Regions from separate parts of the Homo sapiens genome. Here region 2 is linked to region 1. A link is an interaction called in ENCODE POLR2A ChIA-PET data of the cell type or tissue named here. Cell type or tissue: B cell. All regions are shown on one strand.

What was found. ChIA-PET counts read pairs that join two places held together with the same protein. Peaks named below come from ENCODE experiments on the same cell type or tissue, not always from the same donor. Only the 100,000 strongest peaks of a DNase experiment are listed, where the experiment ranks them.
Region 2: POLR2A ChIA-PET joins it to region 1 with 6 read pairs; 3 of 35 experiments call an interaction of 5 or more read pairs at or near these places.

What each region holds. Positions count from the first base shown.
Region 1 is chr17:30,954,720-30,962,719 of GRCh38, forward strand. It overlaps ADAP2 (ArfGAP with dual PH domains 2), which reads left to right. Exons shown (of 11, transcript NM_018404.3): 10 at 1,522-1,750; 11 at 3,116-4,603. The coding sequence ends at 3,150. It also overlaps a transcript of RNF135 not described here and the pseudogene RN7SL138P. Among named protein-coding and RNA genes, the nearest start is that of RNF135, 12 kb to the right of the region's middle. RefSeq lists enhancers at 2,495-2,544, 3,128-3,627 and a silencer at 5,754-5,803. In B cell, no CTCF peak of the experiment used is centred here; DNase peaks (open chromatin) are centred at 2,380, 3,702, 5,862 and 6,682; H3K4me3 peaks cover 2,097 bases; H3K27ac peaks cover 4,481 bases.
Region 2 is chr17:31,368,771-31,376,770 of GRCh38, forward strand. NF1 (neurofibromin 1) reads left to right here. Exons shown (of 58, transcript NM_001042492.3): 58 at 5,243-8,000. The coding sequence ends at 5,385. Among named protein-coding and RNA genes, the nearest start is that of RAB11FIP4, 19 kb to the right of the region's middle. RefSeq lists a silencer at 2,941-3,235. In B cell, CTCF peaks have their summits at 4,589 and 4,796; a DNase peak (open chromatin) is centred at 4,591; H3K27ac peaks cover 518 bases.

The DNA of each region.
Region 1 (8,000 bases):
AATCTCCTATGGCATGAAGCTTCTCCTCGCTTTCAGGAAGTCTATTATGAGTATCCAAAATGCTGCCCATGGTAGTTAAATATGGTGTATCTCTTCCTCTAGTCTCCAGGGCTCACTTCTAACCAAGAGGCCGTGATGTGTAGTAGTTAGGAGTGTGGTGGACTCTAGAACCCCACCGTCTGGGCTCTGGTCTCAGCCCTGCCACTTGTAGTAGTGTTGCCTTGAGCCGTGTACTTAGTGCTCTGTGCCTCGGTTTCCTCCTCTGAAAAACAGGCTTAATAAGAATGCCTTCCCCAGAGGTTGCCATGATGGTTATTTAAGTTACTATATATAAAGCATTGTAATTCCTGATGCTGATTTTAATAAGTGCTCCGTAAATGTTAGGTATCACTTATTTTTTTTTTTTTAGAGACAGAGTCTCTCTCTGTCACCCAGGCTGGAATGCAGTGGCACAATCACAGCTCATTGCAACCTTGAACTTCTGGGCCCAAGTTATCTTCCTGCCTCAGCCTCCTAAGTAGCTCAGAATACAGGCATGCATCACCATGCCCAGCTAATTAAAAAAAAAAAATTTAGGGCTGGATGTGCTGCCTTTTGTCTGTAATCCCAGCACTTTGGGAGGCTGAGACAGGAGGATCGCTTGAGCCCAGAAGTTCGAGACCAGCCTGTGCAACATAGTGAGATCCCATCTCTACAAGAAACTTAAGGCCAGGCACGGTGGCTCACATCTGTAAACCCAGCATTTTGGAAGGCTGAGGCGGGGCAGATCACGAGCTCAGGAGTTCGAGACTAGCCTAACCAACATGGTGAAACCCTGTCTCTACTAAAAATACAAAAATTAGCCGGACGTGGTGGTGCGTGCCTGTAAGCCCAGCTACTCAGGAGGCTGAGGCAGGAGAATCGCTTGAAACCGGGAGGCAGAGGGTGCAGAGGGTGCATGCCATTGCACTCCAGCCTGGGTGCAGAGTGAGACTCCGTCTCAAAAAAAAAAAAAGAAAGAAAAAAAAAGAAACTTAAAAATTAGTCAGGTGTGGTGGTGCATGCCTGTAGTCCTAGCTGCTTGGGAGGCTGAGGTGGGAGGATTGCCTGAGCCTGGGAGGTTGAGGCTGGGATGAGCCATGATTGTGCCACTGCACTTCCAGCCTGGGTGACAGAGTGAGGCCCTGTCTCCAAAAACAATTCATAATAATAATTAATAATTTTTTTTTGTAGAGAAGGGGTCTCACTATGTTGTCCCGGTTGGTCTCATATTCCTGGCCTCAGGCAATCCTCTGCCTTGGCTTCCCAAAGTGCTAGGATTACAGGCATGAACTACCAGGCCCACCCTCGGTATCTTTTCAATAGATGATGTGTATGATTTATTTTAGGGTTTTGATCTTTCAAATTCTGGGTCCCACTTAGCAGAAATCCCAGCAGGGACCTCATACCCCTTTCCCAAAATAAAGCTTGGAGGCTGTCAGGGCTGCAGGGCCCCTCTGCCCTGGGGGCACCCTCTGATGACCCTGTACTCTCCATTTTCAGGATGCCTTCGAGCAGGGCCAGGTTTTTCTTGGGAACAAGGAGCAGGGATATGAAGCCTACGAAGACCTGCCCAAGGGCATCCGAGGAAATCGCTGGAAAGCCGGACTCACCATTGTCACCCCAGAGCGGAGATTTGTCCTCACTTGCCCCAGTGAGAAGGAACAGCAGGAATGGCTGGAAAGTTTGCGGGGTGTCCTGTCCAGCCCCTTGACGCCCCTCAACCGGCTTAGTAAGAAGCAGGAACTGAGGGGTGTTCTTTTGGACAAGGGCAGAGGACAGAAAATTGCTTCTTCACTTAGGTTCAGCTTTGATACCACAAAAGATTCCTGATTCCTGACTATGCTCTTTTCATTGTCTTCTCTTCCTGCAAAAGAAAAGCACAGACATGCCATTATTGCCAAAAGGTCTCCTCTGTCCACTCTGGGTTCCCCTAACCGAGCCCTTCCCCAGGAGCTTTTAGAGGAGTTTGGCCCTGGCAGAACCCCTGGGTGCTGTCTGTACCCCTTGCGGTGTGGGGGCTAAGCAGCTTCTCTTTCCCTCCACCGTGCTCTATGCTGATCCTTTTTCTCGTGAGAAAACGCTGGCCTGTTATTATTAGCTAAGGTCACACCCGCTGGGCAGCTCCTGGGATTTTTGGATTCCTCCCCACTCCAGAGGGAAGGCTATTTCTAGTGGCTTCTTTTCTTTGAGTCCTCCCTTCTGTCTGCCTCTCTCCTGTTCCTCCTCTTTACCAGTAGGGCTTCCTCAATGCTGACAGCCCTGTGAAAAAAGGGGAGACATGCCGAGCTCCGGCAGGAAACTGCTGGCCCAGGACCTGGCTTCTGGGGCACAAAGGAGAATTTCTGTGTTTGGAAAAGTACAGACTGAGCAGGTGACCCCCGCACAGCCCCTTGGGGGAAACACTTGTGCCCTTTGAGTCTGACTGATATAAACACAGACTCTCTTGACTGTCCCATAAAGGCCAAAGCCAGAGAACCTCAGAAAGGGACTTGCAAATTGTGAGTGAGGCATATCAGCTGGTGCTTTCTTTTCTCTGTGGGCTGCCATTTATGAATCTCTTGGTTTCTCTCTGTCTCTGTCCCTCCACTTTTCTCTCCTTTGCTGGTGTGTGCATTCCCTCTGACGCCCTGGCTCTCACTCTTTCATTCTGTTTTTTATTCTGGCTCCCTCTGTCTTTGTGTTTTTTTTTTTAATTTTCTTTTTTTGAGGTGGGGTCTTGCACTGTCACCCAGGCTGGAGTGCAGTGGTGCGATCTCAGCTCACTGCAACCTCTTCTTCCTGGGCTCAGGCAATCCTCTCACCTCAGCCTCCCAAGTAGCTGGGACTACAGGCTCGTGACACCACATCTAGCTAATTTGTTTTGTATTTTTGGTAGAGACAGAGTTTCACCATGTTGCTCAGGCTGGTCTCGAACTCCTGAGCTCAAGTGATCCACCTGCCTCGGCCTCCCAAAGTGCTGGGATTACAGGCATGAGCCACTGTGCCCGGCCATGGCTCCCTCTGTCTTTGTACGCCTGTCCCTTTGCTGTCCCTCTCCTCCACAGGACAGCATTGGCATGGCCACCTCCCTCAGCCCTCTTCATTTCCCTTGCAGCTGCATCAACAGAGAGTGGCCGCAGCAGCAGGTGACCCATTAACTGAGGAACTGGCTGCCACTGAACACCTGGAACTCCTTGTGGGAAGAAGTTTGCACCTCGGCCCTGGCTGCCCACCATCAGTGCCCCGCAGTCAGCAGCCATTCCTGGCAGTGAACTCTGCCAGGACTGAAGCTGTGGCTTTATCCATCAGCTCCCTGGGCCTTCCCCGCAACCCACCTCGGGGATCTGAGGATCTGGTGCATAGATGAACATCTATCCCCTCCTCCCCCATACACACCTAGGCTTGAAATGCCCTACAGGCCCAGAACTTTCTCACATCTGAAATGGAGGCATTGCAATGAAAAGGCACCCACAGCATCATGCAAGTGGCATCTTGTAAAAAAAAAAAAAAAGTTTAATCTGAATCTAACCATGAGGAAATAATCAGACAAATCCACATTAGGGGCATTCTGCTAAACATCTGACCCAGACTCTTCAAAAATGAAGAGTGAAAGATAAAGTAGTCAATGGCCGGGCGCAGTGAGATTGCGCCATTGCATTCCAGCCTGGGTGACAGAGCGAGACTCCGTATCAGAAAGAAAAAGAGGAACTGAATGAAATCTCAGATGGCTGAAATGTTAGAGAAACAGAGCACCAAGTCCCCTGCTCTGTGACTCGTTGTTCCTTTCCTCTGTCTTCAAGCACCACGCAGAAATACACTGGATGTTCTCTCTTTGCTTCAATGGAGACCCAAGGAGCTGGGAGGTCTCTTAAGAGACTCTCTGATTCTCCGTGGCTGGGTGTGATGGCTCATGCCCATAATCCCAGCCCTTTGGGAAGCTGAGGCAGGAGGATTGAGACCAGGAGTTCGAGAAGAGCCTGGGCAACATAGTGAGACCCCATCTCTACAAAGAAAAAAAAATTAGCTGGACATGGTAATGAATGCCTGTAGTCCCAGCTACTCCGGACACTGATGTGAGAGGATCACTTGAGCCAGGGAGGTCATGGCTACAGTGACCCCTCATTGCACCACTTTACTTAGCCTGGGTGACAGAGTGAGACCCTATCTCAAAAAAAAAAAAAATCTATGCATTGTATGGGACTTTCCTTTGGATCCCCCAATCAAAGGATAAGCAATGCGTAAGCCTGTGTCCTTCCTGAAGCTTCTCGACTGCCCAGATAGGGAGGTGAGTCCTCTCTATCTCCTCTGGCTCTGGAAGCACCTTGAAAATGTGCATTTTCAAGGACACTTGCTGGGTTGTGCATTAAGGGCCAGTTTACTTGTCTGCCTCTTTGACCACCTGTGAACTCTGTTGGGTGTACTCTGCTAAGTTCTGGGGATGAGGAAATTAATAAAGGTACAGTCTTGCCTTCAAGGAACTTATGGTCTAGAGGAGAAGAACGAGAAGTATAGATAGGCAGTAACAAAGCTACTTGAAGAGGCCAACTGGGATTCTAAGGGTGGGAAAGAACAGACACAAGAGATAAAGTCCTAATGAAATGGAGTGCTTGGTTTTGGATGATTCCTTCCTCAAGGAAGAGTATGCTTCTATACTCTTATATTAAATCCCTTTTTCCCTTTTTGGCTTGTTAGTGCAAGGAAGTTTCTATTACTTGAATCAGTCCTGACAGATAAAGTTCTCTAAAAGAGATGATACCTATGCTGAATCCTGAAGAAAGAGTAGAAGATAGTTGGGTTGGGGTGGGAGGAGGCAGAGAAAGAAGCATGTGTAAAGGCTCAGAGATATCAGGTGTGCACGTGCCTGTAGTCCTAGCTACTGGGGAGGGTGAGGTGGGAAGATCATTTGAGCCCAGGAGTTCTGGGCTTTAGTGCACAATGCTAATTGGGTGTCCACACTAAATTTGGCATCAACATGGTGACCTCCCAGGAGTGAGGAATCACCAGTTTGCCTAAGGAGGGGTGAACTGGCCCAGATCAGAAATGAAGCACTTCCGTGCTGGTCAGTAGAGGGATCATGCCTGTGAACAGCCATTGCACTGCAGCCTGGGCGACAAGAGGGAAACTCCGTCTAAAAAAAGAAAATAGCTAGGCATGGGCACTGTAATGCATGCCTGTAGTCCCAGCTACTCAGGAGGCAGAGGTGGGAGGCTTGCTTGGGCCTGGGGGGTTATGCACTCCAGCCTGGGTGACAGAGTGAGACTCCGTCTCCAAAAAAAAAAAAAAGAAAAAGAAAAGAAAATTTGAATCACACTTCACTTGTATTAGCGTTCTCCAGAGAAACAGAACCAATGATATACATATATATATATATGGCTATAGAAAGAAATTTATTGGCCGGGCACGGTGGCTCACGCCTATAATCCTAGCACTTTGGGAGGCCGAGGCAGGCAGATCATGAGGTCAGGAGATCAAGACCATCCTGGCCAACATGGTGAAACCCCGTCTCTACTAAAAATACAAAAATTAGCTGACTGTGGTGGCACGTGCCTGTAGTCCCAGCTACTCAGGAAGCTGAGGCAGGAGAATCGCTTGAACCCGGCAGGCGGAGGTTGCAGTGAACCAAGATTGCGCCACTGCACTCCAGCCTGGCGACAGAGTGAGACTCCGTCTCAAAAAAAGAAAAAGAAAAAGAAAAAAAAAAAAGCCAGGCATGGTGGCATGTGCCTGTAGTCCCAGCTACTCAAGGCTGAACTCCCACTTAAGCCTGAGATTTCAAGACTGCAGTGAGCTATGGTCTCACCACTGCACTCCAGCCTGGGTGACAGAGTGAGACTCTGCTTCAGCAAAGAACAGTTATGTCACACCCCAAAACTCCCTTGTAGCCACACCCTTCCCCTGCCCCGTGGCAACCATTGATCCGTTCATCATTATAGATTGTACTTTCAAAAATGCCATATAAATGGAATCATTTAATATGTAATTTTTATTTTATTTTATTTTATTTTATTTTATTTATTTTATTTTATTTTTTTTTTTTTGAGACAGAGTCTTGCTCTGTCGCCCAGGCTGGAGTGCAGTGGCGCAATCTCGGCTCGCTGCAAGCTCCGCCTCCCGGGTTCACGCCATTCTCCTGCCTCAGCCTCCCGAGTAGCTGGGACTACAGGCGCCCGCCACTATGCCTGGCTAATTTTTTGTATTTTTAGTAGAGACAGGGTTTCATCATGTTAGCCAGGAGGGTCTCGATCTCCCAACCTCGTGATCCACCTGCCTCGGCCTCCCAAAGTGCTGGGATTACAGGCATGAGCCACCACGCCAGGCCTGTAATTTTTAAAGACTGGATTCTTTCACAGCACATGATACCTTTGAGATTCATCAAAGTCACTGCATGTGTCAATATGTCTTTCCTTATTGCTAAGAAGTATTCCACTATATGGCTATACCATACCTTGTTTATCCAGTGGAATGCTGCTTAGCAATAAAAAGGAACAAATTATTCATACATACAACAGTCCCCAGGTATGGGGCTTCTGGTTCATACTGATGCAGGGTAGGTAGTCAAGGAAGTAACCAGGGTCTCAGGACACAGCAATCATGCTGACCATTCAGTCAACACAATAAGCCTCAGCATTCACAATGCAACTGAGCTAATTCAAGCAAAGCTATCTGCAGTAGGGAATTTCCCATGTAGACAGCATGCAAACTTTGCGGTTCACCTCCCCTCCCCTCCTCTCCCCTCTCCTCTCCTGTCCTTTCCTTTTTCTGAGATGGAGTCTTGCTCTGTCACCCAGGCTGGAGTGCAGTGGTGTCATCCCGGCTCACTACAACCTCTGCCTCCCAGGTTCAAGCAATTCTTCTGCCTCAGCCTCCTGAGTAGCTGGGACCACAGGCACATGCCACCATGCCCAGCTAATTTTTGTATTTTTCTGTAGAGATGGGATTTCATTATGTTGGCCAGGCTGCTCTCAAACTCCCGACCTCAGGTGATCCACCCACCTCAGCCTCCCAAAATGCTGGGATTACATGCGTGAGCCACCGCGCCCGGCCCTGACAGCATGCACACTTTGATTTTACCTGGTCTCAAACTGACCCTTTGCTTATTTTAATAGTAAAAAATACACCCCTGGGTGGAAATTTAAGATGGTAATGAGACATGTGGTGTATGAACAAGCATGTAAACTACTGTGCATGTGCACCCAGAAGACCACCCAGAACATGCTTACTAGTAACTCCTCTTTCCACTTCCTTATGAATAATCACATAAGACTCCCATAAAGGGAGTCTCCTTAGTGCCAGTTTTTGCTGTCTCATCCTTAAATGAGCAGCCTACCCTGAATCCTCTCTCTGAGTGTGCTGCCCATTCTGCACTTAATTTTCAAAATCCTCTTTCTCCTTTACAATAAATAACTCTATGCTGCACTTTTTTTTTTTTCCCGAGATGGAGTCTCTCTGTGTCGCCAGGCTGGAGTGCAGTAGAGTGATCTTGGCTCACTGAAACCTCTGACTCCCTGGTTCAAGCAATTCTCCTGCCTCTGCCTCCCAAGTAGCTGGGATTACAGGCATGCACCATCACATCCAGCTAATTTTTGGTATTTTTAGTAGATATGAGGTTTCACCATGTTGGCCAGGATGGTCTTGAATTCTTGACCTCATGATCCACCCACTTCGGCCTCCCAAAGTGCTGGGATTACAGGCATGAGCCACCGCGCCTGGCCTATGCTGCACTTCTTTTGCTGTGTGTCTCTTGTTTACATTTTTGTTTTTTTTGAGATGGAGTCTCGCTCTGTTGCCCAGGCTGGAGTGCAGTGGCACGATCTCGGCTCACTGCAAGCTCCGCCTCTTGGGTTCATGCCATTCTCCTGCCTCAGCCTCCCGAGTAGCTGGGACACAGGCGCCTGCTACCACGCCCGGCTACTTTTTTGTATTTTTAGTAGAGGTGGGGTTTCACCACGTTACCCAGGATGGTCTCAATCTCCAGAATTCGTGATCTGCCTGCCTGGGCC
Region 2 (8,000 bases), 410 kb after region 1:
GAAATAGACAAGTCTGCTGTTATCCTTAATTGCCAGATTAAGAATTACAACTAAATAAGAATATTGATCCAAACAAGTCTCAAACCTAGGTCTTCTGACATGTTTAAGTTCTCCTGTATGTAATAAGAGTTTTCTAATAAGTTTGCCATATTGTATATGAAATAAACTAAATGCAGAGTAAGGTAACCTACTAGTGCTCCTGCACAGGTGGCAGGAGATTTCAGTTTTTATTAGTCTGTCATTTTTGTAGTATAACTTCTCACAAATTACCTAACCCATTTTTCCTTAGCTTTTCAAGAGTTAAAAGCGATTCTGTTGTTTTATTATTTCATGATACTATTATAACTGATTATTTCAGTTTGGGAAACCAAAAGTGTTTTTTAAAAATGAGTGACTAAAAAATTGTCAGGCTGGAGCTACATCACTAGTTGTAAAAATACACAAACCTTGATACCTGCCTTCAAGGAACTCATGTTCTAGCAGGGAAGATAGACATCTAACTTAAATAACAATAATGTAATCTAATCCTTTTCCCCAGCTACTCAAATTCACTGAATTTTGGCCAATAACACCTTCTAGTTAGGATTTTGTCTTTATCTGGAACCACCACAATTTATTGAAACATAGTACTGCTGATATACTGCTGTACAGAATGTCCAGCTGTTTCTGCTCTGCATGTTTGTAATTGGCTGCATGTTTGACCACAGCATATCTGTGGGGTCATTTAAGCTGGCAAATCAGGACCACAGAAGTTTTAGCTTTATTTCCTTTGTGTGGTAGCCTCTGGGTTTCTGTCAGTCACTTTGTAGTTTTGTCTGTTTGTTGTCCACCAAAGGCCAGAAAGGAGAGCCAATGCTTTAGGGGCAAAAGAGATACCAGAATACAAAACTTTAAAGGGGTTTTGATGAAAAGAAGTGCAGCACCAAGGCCTTCTCACTAACTTAAAATATGGCATATAGCAATACAGGATGTGTTCTGTCTGCATTGGAGTGGTCTATCAGATAATCTGAGAGTTTTTCCTATGGGATATTGAGGTGAAATCCTTCACCAGTTCCTAGAGAGATTTCTAGATTTAATTTTAGAGGATAAAAAGAAAGAATGCTGCCAAAATTCTTAGAAGTGAGAATTATGCTGAGAAACTTAAATGCCAGAACTAGATACTATGATCATTCTGTTTCATACTACCTTGGCTTTTTCAAGATATATTTTGGTGTAAACGTAATGCATTTTAATTGTTTTTTTTTAATGACTTTCCAAGATTTTTGTTAGTTTCTCCTTTGATCCTTACAGTAAAACATCTTTGCTGTGAAGTTGAACTTAGGAATCACAGTCACACCACATTTACCTATGTGTGATTTATACAGTTGGGTCACTAAGTAGGAAGAAAACATACATTCCAAAAACAAGAATTTAGATGAAAAATGAATTTGAGAAAAGAAGTAGAATATCAACTTTTGACATAGTGTTGAAGCTTTTGGTTATGAGGGATGGGGCTGACAAGTCACTCGTACTTTTACATTTTTAATTAATGTGCTCATTAGGAAAAAAATTGGAAAATTCAGAAAAATAAAAGGAAAAAGTTACCCACAATCCTATCATTCTAAGATAGATAACCACTGTTTATTAACATTTTGGTGCATTTCCTTCCAGTTTCTTTTTTTTATATACTTGAGGTCATAGTATGTGAACAACTTTATAGCTTGTTTTGTACCCTCAACATTTAACAGGAGATAAATAAGGCCTTTAAAATTATTTGAGGTTTGACGGTTATTTGCTTCACAAAACAGAAAGTGGAATGTTCTTAGCACTTTTTTGAAGATACCTTCACCCTAGTGACTTCATCTACATTACTACAATTTATGTAATTGTAATTCTCAGGAATAACACTGTGCCCAAACAGAAGCATTGCCACCCATGTCATGACTGTTTTCCCCTCAGAGTAGGCCATGGTCTAGTAGTAGCAAGACACACAAGAACGAGCCCCAGGGTAGCAGATTGCTGGCAGAGAGTCACAGGGCCTTCCTAGTGGTCATCCATGCTTCATGCCCCTCCTGCATGCGGGCCAGCTCCAAGTTGTTTCAAACCTTTGTCTTTTTAAGGTCCTAGTTTTGCCTGAATCTTATTTTCTATTAAAGAAACAACTCAGAATTACTGGACTTGAAACTTGTAGGCCAAATGCAAATTTGAGGAAATGGAAGGTCAAATACGCTGACAAATTCATAATTTTAAGTGGAGGATGCCAAAGGGAAAAAAAAAAGTTCTATCTTTTCAACTAAAAATATTATACCACTCTCTGGAGATCAGGGATTGCATGCTTTGGGGCTCTGAATTACAGGTATCTAGCTATCACATTTTAAAATGGAAGTGTTCAGTTCATTCAGTATTAATTGAAAATAATTTTTCAATGTATTGAAAAAATAACTAGATTTTACAGGAAAACAAAAATGAATAATAATGATCTTTACCCTTCTCAGTGCCTTTACTCAGTAGAGGAAGATGGATGTACAAGTTGTAGAATCATAGGCAAGTTAATTTAAAAGCAAGGAAGGAGAAAGTAGTTCTGGCAAGAGACAGAATAATGCATCATGAAGGAAAAGGATATGAGAAAAAAAAATATGGGTTGAATTTTATCTTGTAGAGATACGCAAGACAATTAAAAGAGCCTACACAAACATACATCCCAAAGAAGCTCAAGGCACATTCCAGAGATCATGAGCAGCTTTCTTTCAGTTTTGTTATTTCTTTTGTAAATAGCTCTGGAGAGGATGCAAATAAATATACAGAAGAGAATTTAAATAGACCAGAATTCTGTTACCCAGAGAAAAGTTCCATGAATGTTTCTAGTCATCTTTCTATGCATATGATTAGATTAGATTAGATTAGAACATGACTAGCCTTAAAAAATTTAATAAGGGTTTTAAAAAAGATTTGAATAGAACAGATTTTCAGTGGTGGTTCAGCTATGCTCACCTCCTGGAGAAATGTCGCTGATGTTTTTCCTTGCACTCATATGCCTGATGCAGTGCACATGTTCATAAACAGTCACTGACAAATGCCCATGTTCCTTTGACAGCAGTTCAGATTTTCAAGACAGCAAATCTCTGTTGAGCACGTGTAAACCAGGCCACGTGCTTACAGATGCCTGATACTCTTGAGTCGAATTCAGAGCTGAATCCAAATGAAAGATGAGTGGCTCCTAGAGGGAGGTCATCCCAAGTTCATTTCCTGTTCATGAGCCAACAAATAACTAACTGGGTAGATCTATGTACATTTTCTGTAACATAATGAATACTTCTTGACTTGAAATATTACTTTTTGTCCAAAAATGGAAATTTTTCTATTCTAAGATTTAAAATTTCAATATATAAAGAAGAATAAAGTACAAATTAGCTGAAATCTTGCCATACAGAGGTAAAATATATTTTTTAGTCCTTTGGCTTCTGACAGAGATAAAATATTTTGGCAGATGTTTACCCAGCCCTACGCCCTCTCCCCACAGTGTGTGGGTGTTTTTTTCCTACTCCAAAAATTGTGGTCATCTTTTTGTATCAGTAAATATCAATCAGTAATGTACATTTTGATACAAATTACTAAAACGTTCTGCAGCTGTTTGCTTTCCCGCCAAAATTTATGCCAGCAGTAAGTATAATCAGTCTAATTTTGGGGGTAAATTTTATTGATGTTTAACAGAAAAGTTCACAAATTGCAAGTTTTCAGCTTAGTGAACTTTTAAAATGTAAACACACTTGAAAATCCATCATCTACATCAAGAAACAGAACATTACCAGCATCCCAAGAAGCCATCCTCATGCCCCCTTAAGTCACTACTTCCGCAAGGGTGACCACAGTCCTGTTACCCAATTTGTAATCTTTCCTAATGTGATAGATAAAAATAAAAATCTTATTTTAGTTTCTGGTTACTTTTCTGAAGTTACTGCTTAGATTATTTATAATATTAATTGGGGTGGGGTGCAGTGGCTCATGCTTGTAATCCCAGAACTTTGAGAGGCCAAGATGGAAGGATTGCTTGAGACCAGGAGTTCAAGACCAGCCTTGGCAACATAGTGAGACTCTATCTCTAGACAGAATTTTAAAATTAGCTGGGCATGGTGGCATGCACCTGTAGTCCTAGCTGTTTGGGAGGCTGAGGCGAGAGGATAGCTTGAGCCTGGAAGTTCAAGGTTATAGTGAGCTATGATCACACCACTGCACTGCAGCCTGTGCAACAGGGCAAGACCCTGTCTCTAAATAAATAATCAATCATTGTTAGGCCCAGGTTTTGGAGGTTTAATCTCCTCCTCAAGAGAAATAAATGGCATCTGTTTAAGGTTGCAGAATGTGAAATGACTTGGCATAGCTGAAAAGAAGCAAAGATTCTACAGTATGACCTTTGTGATATATTATTTTCTCAGTAAATAGTTTCTTTGGGATAGGCACTGTGATTAAAAAAATAAAAGCATCTTGAGTTTTCTTTGAAGTGACAAATTTGCTGGAAAGATCAGTACTTTCTGCTGCTGGAGAGTATATTCTGTTTATAAACATGAATGAGGATGTGAATAAGGCTAGAAGATGACCTCTGCTGGAAGTTTCTGGTATGATTTGGAGGAAGGAGCACTAGTCTTCCCTGGTGGCTGCTAGCCTTTCATTTAGTTCAAGCCTGCCAGCCTCTAGCTTTTCCTTGCAACTTGTCTTTTCATTTTTCTTGTGCTATTTTCTGCTATGATAGCAAACTTTGCATAACAAAATGTGAAGTTTTCCATGTGACATTAACTTAGTAAACATTTTAGCAATTGACTATTAAAATGAAATGTGCATAAACAATTTGCCAGGTTGTATCTTATCACAAATATAGTCATGTGCTGCATAACAACATTGCAGTCAACAACAGAACACATATAGACAGTGGTCCCGAAAGATTATAATACTGTATTTTTACTGTACCTTTTCTGTGTTAGATATACAAATAGTTAGCATTGTGTTACAACTACATAAAGTACACAATATGGTAACCTGCTGTACAGGTTTGTTGCCTGGGAGAAACAGGCTATACCATATAGCCTTGGTGTGTAGTAGGCTATGCTATCTAAGTTCATGTAAGTACACTCCACAATATTTGCACAGACAAAATCGCCTAATGATTGTTTCCTAGAATGTGTCCCCGTTGTTAAGCGACACATGACTGCAATGAAATTCAGTCCTGGAAGGAAAAGAAGAAGTAACTGGCTGTTCTCTTTTTCTCCAGGAATCGACAAGGAGAACGTTGAACTCTCCCCTACCACTGGCCACTGTAACAGTGGACGAACTCGCCACGGATCCGCAAGCCAAGTGCAGAAGCAAAGAAGCGCTGGCAGTTTCAAACGTAATAGCATTAAGAAGATCGTGTGAAGCTTGCTTGCTTTCTTTTTTAAAATCAACTTAACATGGGCTCTTCACTAGTGACCCCTTCCCTGTCCTTGCCCTTTCCCCCCATGTTGTAATGCTGCACTTCCTGTTTTATAATGAACCCATCCGGTTTGCCATGTTGCCAGATGATCAACTCTTCGAAGCCTTGCCTAAATTTAATGCTGCCTTTTCTTTAACTTTTTTTCTTCTACTTTTGGCGTGTATCTGGTATATGTAAGTGTTCAGAACAACTGCAAAGAAAGTGGGAGGTCAGGAAACTTTTAACTGAGAAATCTCAATTGTAAGAGAGGATGAATTCTTGAATACTGCTACTACTGGCCAGTGATGAAAGCCATTTGCACAGAGCTCTGCCTTCTGTGGTTTTCCCTTCTTCATCCTACAGAGTAAAGTGTTAGTCCTATTTATACATTTTTCAAGATACAAGTTTATGAGAGAAATAGTATTATAACCCCAGTATGTTTAATCTTTTAGCTGTGGACTTTTTTTTTAACCGTACAAAACTGAAAGAACCATAGAGGTCAAGCCTCAGTGACTTGACACCATAAAGCCACAGACAAGGTACTTGGGGGGGAGGGCAGGGAAATTTCATATTTTATAGTGGATTCTTAAGAAATACTAACACTTGAGTATTAGCAATAATTACAGGAAAATAAGTGCGACCACATATATCTTAACATTACTGAATTAAAACTATGGCTTCTAAGTCCTTATCCAAACTCAGTCATCCAAACTAGTTTATTTTTTTCTCCAGTTGATTATCTTTTAATTTTTAATTTTGCTAAAGGTGGTTTTTTTGTGTTTTGTTTTTTGTAAACCAAAACTATACTAAGTATAGTAATTATATATATATATATATTTTTTCCCCTCCCCCTCTTCTTTCCTAACTAATTCTGAGCAGGGTAATCAGTGAACAAAGTGTTGAAAATTGTTCCCAGAAGGTAATTTTCATAGATGTTTGCATTAGCTCCATAGCAAAATGGAATGGTACGTGACATTTAGGGTAGCTGATATTTTTATTTTGTTAAATAATTTCCAAGAATAGAGTATGGTGTATATTATAAATTTCTTTGATAAGATGTATTTTGAATGTCTTTTAATCTTCCTCCTCCTCTCCAAAAAAATCAGAAACCTCTTTAAGAAAACATGTAGGTTATATATGCTAGAATTGCATTTAATCACTGTGAAAAGACTGGTCAGCCTGCATTAGTATGACAGTAGGGGGGCTGTTAGAATTGCTGCTATACTGGTGGTATGGATTATCATGGCATTGGAATTTTCATAGTAATGCAGATCCAATTTCTTTGTGGTACCTGCAGTTTACAAAATAATTTGACTTCAGTGAGCATATTGGTATCTGGATGTTCCAATTTAGAACTAAACCATATTTATTACAAAAAGATATTAATCCCTCTACTCCCAGGTTCCCTTTATATGTTAAGATATAATGGCTTTGAGGGGGGAAAAAATAAACCTAGGGGAGAGGGGAGTTTCCTGTAGTGCTGTTTCATTAGAGGATTTCAGTAAATTAAATTCCACAGCTAATTCAATAAATAATGGTACATTTAAGTGTTCTGATTTTAATAATATATTTCACATTTATCCACACAGTAACAATGTAATATGTTAATGTAAATAAAATTGGTTTTGATACTCAGAAATAACAAGAATTTAATTTTTTAAATTTGTTTACAGTCCTGGGAAAAGTAAGAATTATTTGCCAAAATAAGAGGAAAGAAAACCTTAGTATTATTAATGAGTTTACCATAGAATTGTTGGAAATACTGAAGACAGGTGCAATTTACTAAACTTTTGTTTTTAAACTATTGTAGAGGCTGCATTAGAAGAAAATGTTTATAATGACAGAGCAACTATGACTATATAAAAAAGCTGAAATTAGAACTGTGTTTAGAAATAGATCAGTAACCCAGTGCCAAGGATGCCAAGCTGCCACCATGGTCTTGGCTCTCCCACAACCCAGTGTTTCTGGGGTAAGTTTCACAGTTTCTAGGCCCTGGAATAGCAGGCAGTGTAAGCCTTTGATAACTTTAGTTCGATGTTTTTCTTGTTTTTGTTTGTTGGTTTGGTGCATATGATAGTGGGTGTTATGCTATTTTGCTCTTCCCATCAAAATAAAGAAACTTCCAGAGGTTTACTGTTAAAAATACTGATATTTCCATAAACGGGTTTACCAAGGGTGTAGTATTTCATACCGCCTGAAATGATCAGCATTGGCACAAATCAAAATTCAGCCGCCTTTGAAATGCAAAAATACCTTTGACTAGTAAGTACATCCTAGGAGTTTGAAAACTTAACTAAGGTTTAAAATTTACCTTGTTTAAAGAACTTCTGACTTTTGAGGAAAATCTAGCTTTCCAAGTAACTAAAATGTACATGAGATAAACCTCTCACCACTATGTGTCCCTTGAGAAATGCAACACTTTTTTAGTCTTCATACTTGTAATCTATAAAAGAAATTCTGAAGTTTAGACCAAGTTGCCCATTTCTGCGTAATTGACATAAGTTCTGTTAAAAATATTATAAGTAATTCGTTTCGGTTTGTAGATGTTTCCCCTGACTTGTTAAAGAGGAAACCAGGA